Regions from separate parts of the Homo sapiens genome. Here region 2 is linked to region 1. Evidence: read pairs that join two places in POLR2A ChIA-PET (ENCODE). Cell type or tissue: endothelial cell of umbilical vein. All regions are shown on one strand. Links, peaks and the distances in the headings refer to the core of each region. The heading gives the core; the rest is flanking DNA. Region 1 has its middle 4.9 kb from the start of MIR492. Region 2 overlaps LOC105369917 (a long non-coding RNA gene).

Region 1 (8,037 bases), core at 2,401-6,400:
GTATTTAATGTCATACTCAATGGTGAAACATTAGAGATTCCCTTTAAAATAAAAAAACTAAGATGATATTTATTATTCTGGAATTTCTTGTCAGTACAATAAAGCATGAAACATATGAAATATAGCTGATAGCAGGAAGTAAAAAGTTTTTAAAAAATAAACAACATAATTACATAACAATAAAAAAGAAACAAATGTATGGTAACACTCCTAAACTTATTGACAACTCAGTAAAGTTGTGGATTTATACATGAAGAATAATAGCTTTATTATATACCAGCAACAATCTGTTAGATATAATAGAGAAAATGCTTCTAGTTATAATAACAGCAAAAAAGCGTAAAACCTTTAGAAAAACTCACAGCACATTGCTGGACTAAGTAAATAATGGAATTTACTAGGAGATATTTTTTAAAATTTTGAACAAAGGAGATATCAGGTTTGTGGATATTAGAACATTGAATATTTTACATGTATTATTTTTCTCCAAGTTATTTTGTAAATTTTATGTTAAGCCCATGTAGTTCTGCAGAAAATGTTCATTGCTACAATCTCTCTATGCGCTCAGTTTGGTAATGTGTGGAGAAAGCCTTGAAAGAGTCCCTGTCCTTTAGGCTGTAAGGAACAGAAAACCTGGTAAAAATGGTTTACACAGAAAGAAGTTTAGGTTTATCATCTCACTGTCCAGAGGTGGAGTGTTTCCAGGAAATTCAGCAGCTCAAAAACATCACAAAGGACATGAGTGTTTCCTTTTCCTTCTCCGCCATCCTGAGTATATCAGTTTGTTCCCATAGACTTAAGTCCTCATGGTCAGGATGGCTGCATCAGTTCCGGGCATTGCATCTTTATACACTCATCTCTAGAGTTGAGAAAAGGAACCATTCCTTCTTGCATGGGTATTTGTAAAGAAAAGCTTTTTCCAAAAGCTCCCAAAAGACCTCTCTCATGTCTCACTGGCCAGAATTGCATTAAATGGCCTATACTAAAACAGGTGGTGGGCTAGATTTAGCTAGTAGCTTAGACTATCAGGATTCTCCTTTCTCTTCCTTGTTGGGGAGAGGCTCCTCACTCTGAGCACATGGTAGAACGCAGGGTAAACAATGGAACAAAATGTGTCTCTGCCAGCAAAGAAGTGTATGTGTGTGTGTGTGTGTGTGTGTGTGTGTAGGGGGACTGGCTTTGACTAGCAGTCTATACTCGTTGAATCAAGAATTTCAGTTCTAGAAGCTTATTTTAAAGAAATAAGCACAGAGTTGAACATAGCTTTCTGTACTCAAATGAACAATAATACTTACAATAATGAATAAATAATTTCATTATTTAATTATAGAAACTACAGAAACATATGCACACGTTTAAATTATTGTACATCCATGATAAATAGAATATTTAAACCATTAAAAATTACGTTTTCAGACACTAATGGCATAAGAAAAGCTCTATTGAATGTTTTCAGTGGGAGGAGAAAGATACGGAATTAAAACTAAGTGGATTTCATTTTCATTCAGTCACACTAATATACTGAAGACTGGGGAAAAACACCACCAGAATGTTGGTTTTATTCTAGTGATAAATTATGGGCGGTTTTCTCCTTTTCTGTATTTTCTGACTTTCTCCAATTAGTAATACTTTTAAGATCAGAATAATTAACAGCACTAAAATCACACACTTCAATTGTATCAGTTAGATTTTGCTGGATAACAAACTATCCTAAAATGTGGTGACATAACTATTTAGCCCATGGTTCTGCAGGCAAGCAATGTAGGCTGGGCCCATGTGGGCAGTTGTCTTCTTGGCTGGGCTGGCTCATCTTTATACCACATGTGTTCTCGTTCTCCAGCAGCTAGCCTTGACTTGTTCTCATGGCTGTGAAGCAGGGTTCTGAGAGGGAGCATAAGAGAGCAGAGCCTCGTGGGCCTGCGTTCAGGAACTGGCACATTACCAACTCTGTCTGCCACATTGTGTTGGCTAAAGTAATCCACATGGCCATCCCAGCTTCAAGGTTTGGTAAACAAACTGTCTCCCTTGATGAAAGAAGCCACATAATCACACTGAGTAAAGGGTGTGGATACAAGGGAGTGGGATGGAGGATTTGGGGCCATTTTTGCAAGCAATCTATCACTTCATCTTAAAAAGAAAGAAAACAGCAACAAGAGTCTTACCCAAAGATTAAACAAATAAAATATGAACTAAAAGGCATACGTTTAGGTGATGAGAACTTTATTTTTTGAGACGGAATGTCACTTTGTCTCAAAATCATATAGTTCATTGCAGCCCAAAACTCCTGGGCTCAAGTGGATTCTCCCACCCCAGGCTCCCCTCCTGCCTCAGCCTCCTGAATAGCTGGGAGCACAGGCATATGCCACCATACCTAGCTAATTTTTTATTTATTTATTTTTAAAGACGGGCTCTTGCTATGTTGCCCAGGCTGGTCTAGAACTCCTGGCCTCCCAAAGCACTGGGATTATAAGCATGAACCACTGCGTCTGGTTGATGAGAACTTTTAAATAAATGCTTTCCTTTAAGGTGATGGGGAAGATTTTATCTTTTCTTCTCATTCATGACTTGTTGAGAGTTTCGTGACAGCATATCTCTTGAGGAAGCACTAAGCATTTAATCAAGAAAGAGAGAGGAGAAAGCAAAACCTCTCTGTAAATGAATTAATATTGATGCACTTTCAGAATTTGTTCTTTGGGTGTGTTAATAACTCATTCTATGCGGGTCTTCAAAGTGCTGAGTGATGGGACCATAGCCAGAAGCAACAGGCTAGAGCCTTGCCATGCTTGGGGGCTTATCACTTTTCATCCAGGTCCTCGCAGCAGTGGTAATTAGGAAAGACCCTTGGGGTACAGCCTCCAGTGAAAATAGAGGATACATGCTGTTCCTCCTGGATGCATGGTCATCATGGCTATGGTATTCATTAGTGAGAGAGGCTCTGATGCATCCCAAACTGGGGGTGTCTGGGCAACCTCAGGGATTTTATGGGAACCTGAAGCCTTAGGATACACGTGCTGCATCTTCTTGGAGCATTGCTTTGTTTGGTTTAGTTTTCACACTTTTTTTTTTTTTTTTTTGAGACAGAGTCTCACCTTATCGCCCACGCTAGAGTGCAGTGGCGCGATCTCAGCTCACTGCAACCTCCACCTCCCGGGTTCAAGCGATTCTCCTACCTCAGCCTCCTGAGTACCTGGGATTACAGGCGCGTGCCACCACACCCAGCTTATTTTTATATTTTTAGTAGAGACAGGGTTTTATCATGTTGGCCAGGCTGGTCTCGAACTCCTGACCTCAGGAGATCCACCCACCTCGGCCTCCCAAAGTGCTGGGATTACAGGCATGAGCCACCACGCCTAGCCTAATATGAGTATCTTAAACAACATGGTATGTTCATCAAAATGAAAACATTTACCTTGGTACAACACTGTTAACTTTAGTTGTTAACTACATACTTTATTCACATTTTCCCAGTTTTTCCTCGAATGTTATTTTCTGTTCCAGGATCCAATCCACATTTTATTTAGTTGTCATGTCTCCTTAGTCTCCTCCGATGTATGATACTTTCATCTTCCCTTGTCTTATATGGCTGCTATAGTTTGGATGTTTGACCCTTGCTAATCTCATGTTGAAATCTGATTTCCAGTGTAGGAAGTGGGTGCCTAATGGGAGGTGTTTGGGTCATGGGGGTGGATCCCCAGTGAATAGCTTGGTGCTGTCCTTGTGGTAATGAGTGAGTTTTCACTCTGTTAGTTCCCATGAGAGCTGGTTGCTAAAAAGAGCCTAGCACCTGTACTCTCTTTCTCTCTCTTTTTTTGTGATAAGGTCTTGTTCTTTCACCCCGGTTGAAGTGGACTGGTGTGATCACGGCTCACTGCAGCCTCAACCTCCTGGGCTCAAGAGATCATCGCACCTCAACTCCCCGAGTAGCTGTGACTTAAGGCACGCATCACCTTGCCCAGTTAATTTTTCTATTTTTTGTAGAGATGGCGTTTCACTATGTTGTCCAGGCTGGTCTCGAACACCTGGGCTCAAGAGATTCTCCCCTTTTGGCCTCCCAAATTGTTGGGATTACAAACATGAGCCACCGTGCCCGGCCCCTCTCCTCTCTCTTGCTTCTCCTCTCACCATGTGATCTCTGCACACACCAGTTCCCTTTCACCTTCTGCCATGAGTGGGAGCAGCCTGAGGCCCTCACCAGAAGCAGATGCTGGCACCATGCTTCTTGAATAGCCTGCAGAACCATGAGCCAAGCATGCAGATGTTGCTTTATAACAACACTAAAAGGCTTGAGACGTATGACCTTGACACTTTTGAAGAGTCGTGTTCAGGCATTTTATAGAATGTTCTTCCATTTGGGTTTGTCTAGTGTCTTCTCAGGATTAGACTGAGGTTATGGACTTTGGGGACAAATACGATTCAGGTGATACGCTGTTCTCACTGCGTCCTTTGAAGGAGTACATGATGTCAAGATGGCTTGGTACTGGTGATGTCTCATGTCTGCTAGGTTTCACTACTGTAAGGTTACTGTCTTTCCCTTTCCATCATTGATTAAGTAGAGAGGAATCACCAAGTCCAGCCCATACTCAGGGCATGGGGGGATTAAGTTCCACCTCATGGAGGAGTATCAAAGAGTCTGTGGACATATTTTAAAACCACCACAGTAATTAATATTTGTATTAGTATTCAGCTAGGAGATATTTTAAGGTTGTGCAGATAATGTTTCTCCATAAAGTTTCACACATTAATTTTATCTTCATCAGTGGATCTTGTTAAAGCAGTTATTACTATGGTGTTTAATCATGATTTCTTCTTTTCTTTCTTAAAAAAAAATTTATAAACTGTAAAGTTCTGTATTAATGTCCATAATCCTGCTGTCACCGAAAGTGCAACAGCTGATCATTCCCAGGAAGACTGAAGGCCATAATTTTTTTTAGGGCAAACATTTCTGCTCCAGTGAAATACAGGTGATTTTCTATTTTCCTAATTCTTTCTATAATTATTAATTGGAATTCTTTTGTAAGGAAGATCTGTCCCTTTTGCTATATTTACTTAGTCACTTATTTATTTCAGTATAGGCTCACAGATATTTGTTTTATTCTATGATCTTATACTACTATCCCCCCTTTTTTCCCTCTAATTTGTTCCAGCTTTGGCTATTGGGAACTCCTTCAGTTTGGCTTATACGTCCATTTGACATGCCCCATCTTTCTTCTTTTTTCCTTTTCTCACCCTTTCCTTTTTAAAAAAAGCACCTCCTTTGCTTTCTGGCATTCTAAGATGTCCAGGTTCATCTTGTATTTTCCTTGCTGCAGTTCTTGAGCCAGCCATTTCTTCAAGGAACACTGGTCTCTTGGAGGTCATCTGGAGGATGGTATTTAGAAACCAAGATCCAGATACTAAGTGTGCTTGTTGCTGTAGGGACATCACAGCTTCAAGGCCGCCTGAGTGGAAAAAGCTAGGAAATATATGTGACATGTACACCCATATATAGTGTGTGTGTGTGTGTGTGTGTATATATAATGTATATACACACACATCCCTATATTTCTGTATCTGTGTGTGTGTATAAAACAATGCCGGCCAGGCATGGTGGCTCATGCCTGTAATCCCAGCACTTTGGGAGGCCGAGGCGGGCGGATCACGAGGTCAGGAGTTCGAGACCAGCCTGGTCAATATGGTGAAACCCCATTTCTACTAAAAATACAAAAAAATTAGCCAGACATGGTGGCGCACACCTGTAGTCCCAGCTATTCAGGAGGTTGAGGTAGGAGAATCGCTTGAACCCGGGAGGAGGAGGTTGCAGTGAGCCGAGATTGCGCCACTGACTCCAGCCTGGGAGACAGAGTGAGACTCTGTCTCAGAAAAATACAAAAAACAAACGAACAAAAATCAATGCCATGAGTCATACTGATATTGCGACATCACTTTTACTCAGTAACTTTTTGGAGAACATGATTTTAAATTTTATTTTTTTTTAATGAGAATAAACTTATACAGTTGACCTATTAGGATGGCATTTGGCCACAAGCAAAAGAAGAGTTATCCAACAGTACTGTAAACAAGCAGGGGTCCACATTCCTCACAGTCATCCTTGGAATAAGTGGAGGCTGGCCTGGGCACAGAGACCAGGACAGTGTTAGTGCTCAGGGCTGAGATCCTCTTGGCCTTCCTGGCTCTTTCCCCATGGCGGCAGATGGCTGCTATAGCAGCACTAAAGGCAGTGGAAGGGTCAAAAGGCTTCTTTTGTGTGATATGGTTTGGATATTTGTCCCCGCCCAAATCTCATGTTGAAATCTAATCCCCAGTGTTGGAGGTGGGGCCTGGTGGGAGGTGTTTGGGTCATGGGGCAGATCCCTCATGTCTTGGTGCTGTCCTTGATATAGTGAGTGATAGTGAGTGAGTTCTCAGGAGATCTGGTTGTTTAAGTTTGTGGCACCTCTGCCCCAACTCACTCTTGCTCCTTCATTCGCCATGCCATGTGACATGCCTGTTCCCATTTTGCCTTCTGCCATGAGTAAAAGCTCCCTGAGGCCTCCCTGGAAGCTGTGCTCAGGATGCTGGTGCCATGCATGTACAGCCTGCAGAACAGTGAGCCAGTTAAAACTCTTCTCTTTATAAATTACCCAGTGTCAGGTATTCCTTTATAGCAGTGCACGAATGGCCTAATACGCTTTGCATAAACCTATGTCTTTTTTTTTTTTTTTTTTTTTGAGATGGAGTTTTGCTCTTGTCGCCCAGGCTAGAGTGCAGTAGCATGATCTCGGCTCACTGAAACCTCTGCCTCCCAGGTTCAAGCGATTCTTCTGCCTCAGCCTCCCGAGTAGCTGGGATTACAAGCATGTGCCACCATGCCCGGCTAATTTTTGTATTTTTAGTAGAGACGGGGTTTCACCACGTTGGCCAGTCTGGTCTTGAACTCCTGACCTCAGGTGATCCGCCTGCCTCAGCCTCCCAAAGTGCTGGGATTACAGGTGTGAACCACCGCACCTGGCCAAACCTATGTCTTTTTATTGGGAAAGGAAAGTTTCCCTGCTGACCTCCCTGTTTAGTGAGAACCGAGTTATTCTTGCCTTTGACTTGTCACTGGCCAAAGAGAAGGAGAAAACCAAAGAAAAGGTTGAATCCCATCATCATTCACTTTCTGAGGCTGAGAGAGGGACCTGTCCTCCCTCAGATTGGGCTCAAAGGGGACAGAAAGGGCTGCTGGGTGTGCACATATAGGGTGGCCTAGGATGTAGACTTCTTAGGAACTTTTAAAGATAGGAGATACTTAATGCTTACCTTCCAGAAGGAGAAATGGAGACACAGAAAGGTTAATGTACTGGCCAAAAGTCACAGAGTATGTGCTGGAGCCAGGGTTGGAAGCCAAGGAGTGTGGTTCCAGAGTCTGTAGACACACGCTAGCCACAGGCACGTTGGATACAGTACACTCTGGGATCTGGACCTGCAGGAATGCAGGCCCGTGTTGAAAAGGTGCCAACCCCTCTGGCTCATTGTGGGTCCTGGCAATCCACATTGCAGGGTCACCTTTTTTTTTTTTTTTTTTGAGACGGAGTCTCGCTCTGTCGCCCAGGCTGGAGTGCAGTGGCGGGATCTCGGCTCACTGCAAGCTCCGCCTCCTGGGTTCATGCCATTCTCCTGCCTCAGCCTCCCAAGTAGCTGGGACTACAGGCGCCCGCCACTACGCCCGGCTAATTTTTTGTATTTTTAGTAGAGACGGGGTTTCACCGTTTTAGCCGGGATGGTCTCGATCTCCTGACCTCGTGATCCGCCCGCCTCGGCCTCCCAAAGTGCTGGGATTACAAGCGTGAGCCACCGCGCCTGGCCCAGGGTCACCTTTTTGACTGAGATGTTTTCTGTTATAGTTGTCCCTTAGGCAATGTGAAGAGGCACCCCTGTCCATTACACCGTAATTTGACTTGGCCTTCTGGATCATTTTATGTGTTGACATTTGCCCAAGAGGAGCCTGGGGATTAGACTGGAACTTTTCTTTGCTCTTGTTTTTTTTTTTTTTTCTTCCCTTGAGCCATAAAATTTTGC
Region 2 (8,037 bases), core at 1,748-5,747, 520 kb before region 1:
CATTAAATTTCCTACTTATGCTCTGGTAACATTCTACTTCCATCTAACACAGCCCCTGTACTGTATGGTAATTGTTAACCCAACCAGTTCTTCACTGACTGTGAGCTCCTTGGTGGAGGGAAATGGCTTTTTCTTACCCCCTTTTTATTGCAGTCAGATATACATGACATAAAATTTACCTTCTTAACATTTTTAAGTTTGTAATTCAGTGGCATTAAGTATATTCACAAGGGAATGTGGATCTTTTGTTTTGTTTTGTTTTTTGTTTTGAGATGGAGTCTTGCTCTGTCTCCCAGGCTGGAGTGTAGTGGCATGATCCCAGCTCACTGCAACCTCCACCTCCCGGGCTCAAGTGATTCTCCTACCTCAGCCTCCCAAGTAGCTGGGATTACAGGCGTGTGCCACCACATCCAGCTGAGTTTTGTATTTTTAGTAGAGACGGGGTTTCACCATGTTGGCCAGGCTGGTCTCAAACTCCTGACCTCAAGTGATCTGCCAGCCTTGGCCTCCCAAGGTAATGTGGATTTTTATATATGTCTTTAGTCTTAGTTTTTGTACCTGGCCCATAAATGGCATAAACACTTGTTGAATGACCTACCTAATGAATGAACAAGTGACAGAATTGATGTTTGCTAATCATGTATATAGTAAATACTCTCTCTCTATATATATGTGTGTGTGTGTGTGTGTGTGTGTGTGTGTGTGGAACACACATCTTTCTGTTTTGAAGCCTTCAAGTTTAACAGACCCAGTGGATACAGATACATTTGATCCAGCAGTGGACATAAGCCCCATGCGTGACATTGCCACAGCTATCAAGCTAAGAAGACTGTAGAGAAAAGTCCGGCACATCCTCATTCACTGGCTATAATCAGTACAGATTTGCATTGGGTCAGTTATGGAATCCATTGTGTTGCTTCATAATAGCCGGTTCCCATCATTCAGACTTCCAGAGAACCAGCATTTAAATACCTCTTCCCTCCTTCCTGAGGTGGTGAGTTTGTAAACTGTAAAGCCCTATGCAGAAGGATTCTTGTCATGGATGCAGGTGATAGACTGTAGCAGGAAAAGAGAAGCAAACTTGATTTTATTTCCTTTCTCTTTTTGAAGAAAAGAATATATCTGGCCACTTCTGTGTTTTCTTAAGGAGAGGTGCTTTCATACTCATTTTTTGGATTGGAAAATGCTCTCACCCCTCAACCATCACCTCTTAGCGTTCCCACCAAAACCTCAATCCTTGCCCATGTCTTTGGTTCACCTGCTGTGTTGAGAAGAGGCCTGTGTTCCCACAGTGGAGTGTGCCGTTGCAATGTTAACTCGTAGTTGGTGTTAACTACAGAGCCTATCACAGTTTCAGTTCTTGACTGATGATATAACACGGTTTATTCTCGTTATTCATGGAAATTAGGTTCTGTAAAGTCTTGGCAAACACTAAGCAAATACTGAACCATTGCTGGTAGGGGTAGCTCCCAGGGTCACAATATTTTCGTCAATTGATCAATACATAACCTCATTTTACGTGTTTCTCTTTAAAAACACCTTATTTACTAGATATCGTTGATACATTAACATTGACTTTATGGCCAACAGCACTTTAACTCACCCTGAAAGTTTACTTACCACGTGTATTTTTTCTGTAAGGCACATCACAGACTTCTTGAGCTTAGAACACTAGACAACACATCAGTATTGCACTTGCAGCTCATTTTAAACAGCATCACCAACAACAGCACAGAAATGCAAGAAACACGCCACTAAACAGACCACAAAGAGACACGTTTACAGTATCCCTGAAACAAGAAGAGCGTAGGCTTGTTCGACCTCAGCTGGGAACATTCACAAGAGGTAACTCAAATTTTTCACTGCTCTGCACCTATCTGTGAATGACAACAAGAGTGCCACCAATACTGACACTGAGGTTTACAAATAAATTTTAGCAAGCAGTCAAAGACATGATACACAATCTGTGAATAGTGCACGTTGACTATATGCTAAATCCAAAGGCAAGCTTCTCCATTTGGGGAGGTAGTTTGCTGTATACTGTGGTATAGAGTAGAGCTTCCCAAAGGGTGTGCCTCAGATGTTGTACACAGGAACTGAAAAGTGGACATTACCAGCCTTCAGGGCCACTCAGCTGGGCTGGGGTGATTAAGCCACTGGGATAGTTGCTTCCACCCACAAGCAGCCTAGTAAATTTATCCCAGTGTGCCACACAAATACATCATCTTTTCTTTTCTTTTTCTTGTTTTTTTAGACATGATCTGGCTCTGATGCCCAGGCTGGAGTGCAGTAGCACGTCAGCTCACTACAACATCCGCCTCCTGGGCTTAAGTGATCCTCCCACCTCAGCCTCCCAGTAGCTGGTACTGCAGGTGTACACTACCATGCCCAGCTAATTTTTTTTTTGTAGAGACAGTGGTTTCACCATGTTGCCTAGGCTGGTCTCAAATTCCTGGGCTCAAGCAATCCACTCACAACCGCCTCCCATAGTGCTGGGATTACAGGCATGAGCCACTGCACCTGGCCTTCTTTCTTAATAGTACATTTTCTATGATAAGGATCTATATGTATATGTGCTTTACAATTTACACTTTTCCATGTGATGTAAAAAAAATGGGAAGCACTGGTCTCTATAGAGCATGGTAAGTAAAAGCTCAGTCTGGAATCACATAGGCCTGTCGAAATCCTGATTCTGCCTCTGTCTAGCCAAGTGACTTGAACTTATCTGTGATATCATGAAAATAAGAGTATTCAACTCATGGGGGCACTTCCTTCAATGGGATAATGTATTTAAAGTGCCTGGCTCATTTCCCGGTACAAGATAAGTGCAATCAAACTCTTACGGTTTAGATTTGTTGATAGCCTGGAAACTTTCTTTATTACATAGATGCCATGTGTCCTCTGAGTAGAACAAGAGGTGCATTTAAAATTGAAGAACGAACAGAAGGAACTTCTGTAAATGGGTGAAGGAGCATCCAGACTATAGCAGCCAACTTAACCCAAACAGCTCAGCCTACAGATGCCTTGGTCTACTGAGGCTGCTGGGAGGAATACATTTTGTTTACATTTCAGGAATGGAACCGCAGCACATTTGCAAAATAACCAAGTTTCCACAAATAGTACCCAGGAAAGAGAACGCCTCATCAGCAAAAGTTTCTCTGAAACAAGGTGCAAAGGAGAAAGGCGAGGATAAGGAGTACCTTCAATGCCGAAATACCTTCCTAGAACAAAAGGGTGTCTTGAAGCCTTTGCCTCTTTGTCACATCCGGAAGGCCCCAGCCGGCAATCAGACCTTCCGGTAACCAGCTTCCTTTGCCTTAATAATTCATAGCCCAGCTCATGTTTGGGTTAAGGAGTGGCCACTTTCATGCAATCAACTGAAAATCTTTCCTAAAACTGGGACAAATGCACATGCCCAGATTCAAGCCTTTGAGCTCTCCTCAGTCTGCTTGCTAAGAGGCTTCCTGTTTAGCAGTGGAGCCACATCAATCTGGGATCATGACTCAGTTTGTTTTCATTTCTTTAGTGAATGCTTGTTCAAAACCTGGCCCTATGCTGAAAAGTCCTTAATCTATACTTGGTGATAGTATATAAGTGCCACAAGTTCCTGCTTCTCTTGCCTTCTCATACCAACTCTCCTGGGGGAAATGTGCCCTTATTATCTTCACCAGCATAAAATGCCCTGTTCTTTCTGCATTTGTATCTCCAGGACTAGCCACCAAACAGGGCTGCTTCCTACCTCAGGCAGAGAAGGCCGTGTGTCACTCTCTCCAGGTTTAGGTAGCATGTGGGAGGGAAGGGGGTTGCTGCAGGAGCAGCTTGGTCTCTCTACTGCGTGGCAGCCTTTGGAAGCCTTAAGCGAAGCCTTGCCCCCTAACACCACACATGCTGTAATTTAGCTGAGCACACATCTTCCAAGACCCCCCAGGAGCTGAGACTCCCTCGAGCTCCCAAACCTAATATCGCTTCAGTAACATTTGGTGCAGACTGTGCATTGAAAGAAAAGTTGTAAATACAATGAGGGCAATGTTTCCTGTATTCGAAGTATTGCCATGATACTTTACTAACGCCACTAAAGCAAGCAGTGCTGTCAGACCCCTGACCGTGGTATGAATTCATGCAACCAGTGGCTGTTATCCGCTACTGACAGGTGTGTGAGCTAGGCCCAGGGGGCAACATAAAGACTTGGCCCCAGTCTTCCCAAGGCTTCAAGGCTGCAGGAAGACGTAAGATAGTGTATACTATTAATAAATGAAAAATAAGGAAGGAGGCCGGGCGCGGTGGCTCACGCCTGTAATCCCGGCACTTTGGGAGGCCGAGGCGGGCAGATCACAAGGTCAGGAGATCGAGACCATCCTGGCTAACACGGTGAAACCCCGTCTCTACTAAAAATATAAAAAATTAGCCGGGCGCGGTGGCGGGCGCTTGTAGTCCCAGCTACTCGGGAGGCTGAGGCAGGAGAATGGCGTGAACCCGGGAGGCGGAGCTTGCAGTGAGCCGAGATCGCGCCACTGCACTCCAGCCTGGGTGACAGAGCGAGACTCCATCTCAAAAAAAATAAATAAATAAGGAAGGAACTGCTAGCAGAGCTGTATAGATAGAACGCTAAAGAAGTTTTGGGGAGGGAGAGTATTTTTGGAAAGAAAAGGTTATTTATTTATTTATTTTCATTTATTTATTTATTTTGAGACAGGGTCTCACTCGGTCACCAGGCTGGTGCAGTGGTGCAGTCTCGGCTCATTGCAACCTCCACCTCCTGGGTTCGAGTGATTCTCCTGCCTCGCCTGCCGAGTAGGCGGGACCACAGGCACCTGCCACCACGCCGGCTAATTTTTGTAGTTTTAGTAGAGATGGGGTTTTGCCATGTTGGCCAGTCTGGTCTCGAACTCCTGGCCTCAAGCCATCCGCCCACCTTGGCCTCCCAAAGTGCAGGGATTATAGGCGTGAGCCATCGCACCTGACCAGAAAGACAGGATTATTTTATAGTGCATTTTTGACCAGAGTCTTGAGTGAGGGGGAGAATTGGGATAGGCAGGTAAGGAGGGTTGGGTATTCTAGGTGGAGAGATGAGTGATGAGAAGGATAGTAATGACCCTAATAATGTTAGGGATGGTTAACATTTGCTGACCAGTTACCATACACTAGACACCATGCTAAACACTCTACTTGCAGGATTTCATTTAACGTTCACAACACACCTAAGGGATTAATTATAATTAGTTAATTATAATTATAACCCTCACTGTCCTCCCCAGCCCCCATTTTAGAGCTAAAGCAACTGAGGCTCAGAGAGGTTAGGTAATTTGCCCAAAGACACAGCTAGTGAGCAGCAACACAGGGGTTGGAGCAAAGTCACGTAGGAGGGACAATGCAGGCAAATCGTAGGAATGCTGAGCAGTTTGGTTTTGCTGGGTCTTAGGGCGACACGAATGATAGGCAGGGTTGGGGCCATATCATGGCCCCTTGACCTCAGGCCAGAACTGTGTGCAAATAACAAAATTATCCCAATCCTTTAAAATCTGCAACGATGAAGCGAGCAGGCACTGTGCAAGGCAGCTCCAAAATGTTTATTCAGACTTTCGAATTTACGAAGTCAAAACCCAATCATTTCACATGTCACTGTAAAATTATTTTTATGGCTCAGTTACTCAAATAGCAATGACATTTGAAGAGATTAATACCAATTCAATAAGGGCTTTATTTATTTCTGCAAAAACTTAACTGCAACTTTTAAATCCACAACTGGACTCTAAATCTTGAATTAAAAAACATAAAGACTTCACCTAACCTATGAATTAAAAATAAGCACCATGTGCAAGAACATCTATCTTTCCTGTGATCACTCCTCTGTATGGTTTCCATGCTGGAGTTCCATTTCCAACCAAATCCTGTGTTTGACTTGCGATGGATAGGCTGATACCTGGTGGAGGGACAACAGCATAATGTCCTGATACGACACAAGTAGAATGTATTCGCTACGTGAACTTCTGCAATCATGTGCCTCTCTAAGCTTCTCTTCCTCTCTTCCTTCCTTCTTTCCTTCCTCCCTCCCTCCTTCCCTCCCTCCCTCCCTCCTTTCTTTCTTTCTTTCTTTCTCTTTCTTTTTCTTTCTCTCTTTTCTTTCTTTCTCTCTTTCTTCTTTCTTTCCTTTCTATCTTCTTTCTCTTTCTTCCTTCCGCACCCGGCTATATTTTATTTTATTTTATTTTATTTTTGAAATGAAATCTCGCTCTGTCACCCAGGCTGGAGTGCAGTGGCACAATCTCAGCTCACCAAAACCTTCACTTCCCGGGTTCAAGTGATTCTTCTGCCTCAACCTCCTGAGTAGCTGGGATTACAGGCGTGAGCCACCGTGCCCAGCTAAATTTTTGTATTTTTAGTAGAGACAGCATTTTACCATGCTGGCTAGGCTTGTCTCAAACTCCTGACCTCAGGTGATCTGCCTGCCTCAGCCTCCCAAAGTGCTGGGATTACAGGCGTGAGCCATCGCGCCCAGCTTCTGTTTCTTTCTTTTGCTTTTTACTTCCTCTGTAATTGCAGAATAAGCTTCTGTTTCCTTATGTGTAAAAAGCACAATAATAATACCTACTTCACAAGGTTGTGTAAGGATGAAATGAGACAAGCTTATCAAGTTTTTGGCACTGTGTCTACCAATCTGTAACTCCTCAGTGCAAGATGGTTAATGTTATATTCCACCTGTAAGTGAGAGATGTATGCTGTTTTATCATGTGTCTGAGAAACTCAGTGAGATTCCCTATATCTATGGGTATACGGAGAGGCTTGTTAATTTCCCTAACTTTAAAAAAATGTTTACTTCTATTTTAAGTAGCCCAAAGACCCAATTCGTGGAGGGCTGAGCCAATTTCTTTTTAGGACGTGGTCTGCGGATCCTCCTCATGGTAACTTTGTCTTTCCATTCCCTTCCAATAAACTCAGCACCTTCCACCATGATGCACATTGAAAGCTGAAGTTGCCGATACAACCCTCAAAATGCAAGTTTATTGAAAAACCTGAGAAGAGCACTAAACAGACCAAAAATACCTTCATCCAAACTTTAAAATTTATTTTTTGCCAACTTCAGTAACTGTTTTCACATGAGAAGTCAATGCACAGGAAAATGCTGGTTTTATGGTAGTATTTAGATGTCTTGAAATGCTGAGGGCAATGAGCAGACACACAAACACATTAAGGTTTAGCTGCAGATCAATTAACAAACCTACAAGGTCCCTATGTAATCACACTTTCTAGTTCCAGTTGCTCCTTTTAGACACAAGCAAGTTGCCACATTTTTTGTAATGATTCACAGTCACCATTTATGGTATTGAAATACAGTGGCAAGGGTAAACATCCCTTCATTTCCAGAACCATCCATCCCAGTATGCAACATGCTTCTGAGAATAAGGACAGAATTATTTTTAAAGCCCATTTACTACTGATAAAAAAGAAAAAGGATGTCTATGCAACAGTGTGCAGGTTTTTTGACAAGGCTAGAGCAGACTATAAATTAAAAGTGATATTCAGTCAGATAACTTACTTTGAGCACTGTCTATATAAGTGCTATTTGACAAAAGGAATATAGTCACTCATAGTGTGAGGCAACGCATAAGCAGGGTATCAGAGAGTTTTATCTGCTATCACGGTCTATACAAATAACAATTTACCAGTGAACGAGTATTAACATATCCCTTTCCCTAACTTTTTATGCTTTGTTTCTAATTTTTTCAGAAAGTGCACATTTTAAGTGGTGCACCAAATATTTGTGGTGATATTGGTAAATATTTGTTTTTCTTTTAGAGATGGGGTCTCACTCTGTCACCCAGGCCAGAGTACAGTGGCACAATCATAGCTCGCTGCATCCTCAAACTCCTGGGCTCAAGAGATCCTCCCACCTCAACCTTCCAAGTAGCTGGGACTACAGGTATGCACCACCAGGCCTGGCTAATTTTTTTATTTTTTGTAGAGACAGGGTCTTGCTATGTTATCCAGGCTGGTTTTGAACTCTTGGTCTCAAGTGATCCTCCCACCTCAGCCTCCCAA

Evidence for each region. Peaks named below come from ENCODE experiments on the same cell type or tissue, not always from the same donor. Only the 100,000 strongest peaks of a DNase experiment are listed, where the experiment ranks them.
Region 2: POLR2A ChIA-PET joins it to region 1 with 5 read pairs; 2 of 35 experiments call an interaction of 5 or more read pairs at or near these places.

Annotation. Positions count from the first base shown.
Region 1 is chr12:94,835,261-94,843,297 of GRCh38, reverse strand. No RefSeq gene overlaps it. Among named protein-coding and RNA genes, the nearest start is that of MIR492, 4.9 kb to the right of the region's middle. In endothelial cell of umbilical vein, for the core only: no CTCF peak of the experiment used is centred there; no DNase peak of the experiment used is centred there.
Region 2 is chr12:95,353,643-95,361,679 of GRCh38, reverse strand. LOC105369917 (a long non-coding RNA gene) reads left to right here. Exons shown (of 11, transcript XR_001749265.1): 8 at 3,073-3,298. Among named protein-coding and RNA genes, the nearest start is that of MIR3685, 48 kb to the right of the region's middle. In endothelial cell of umbilical vein, for the core only: no CTCF peak of the experiment used is centred there; a DNase peak (open chromatin) is centred at 3,399; H3K27ac peaks cover 1,914 bases.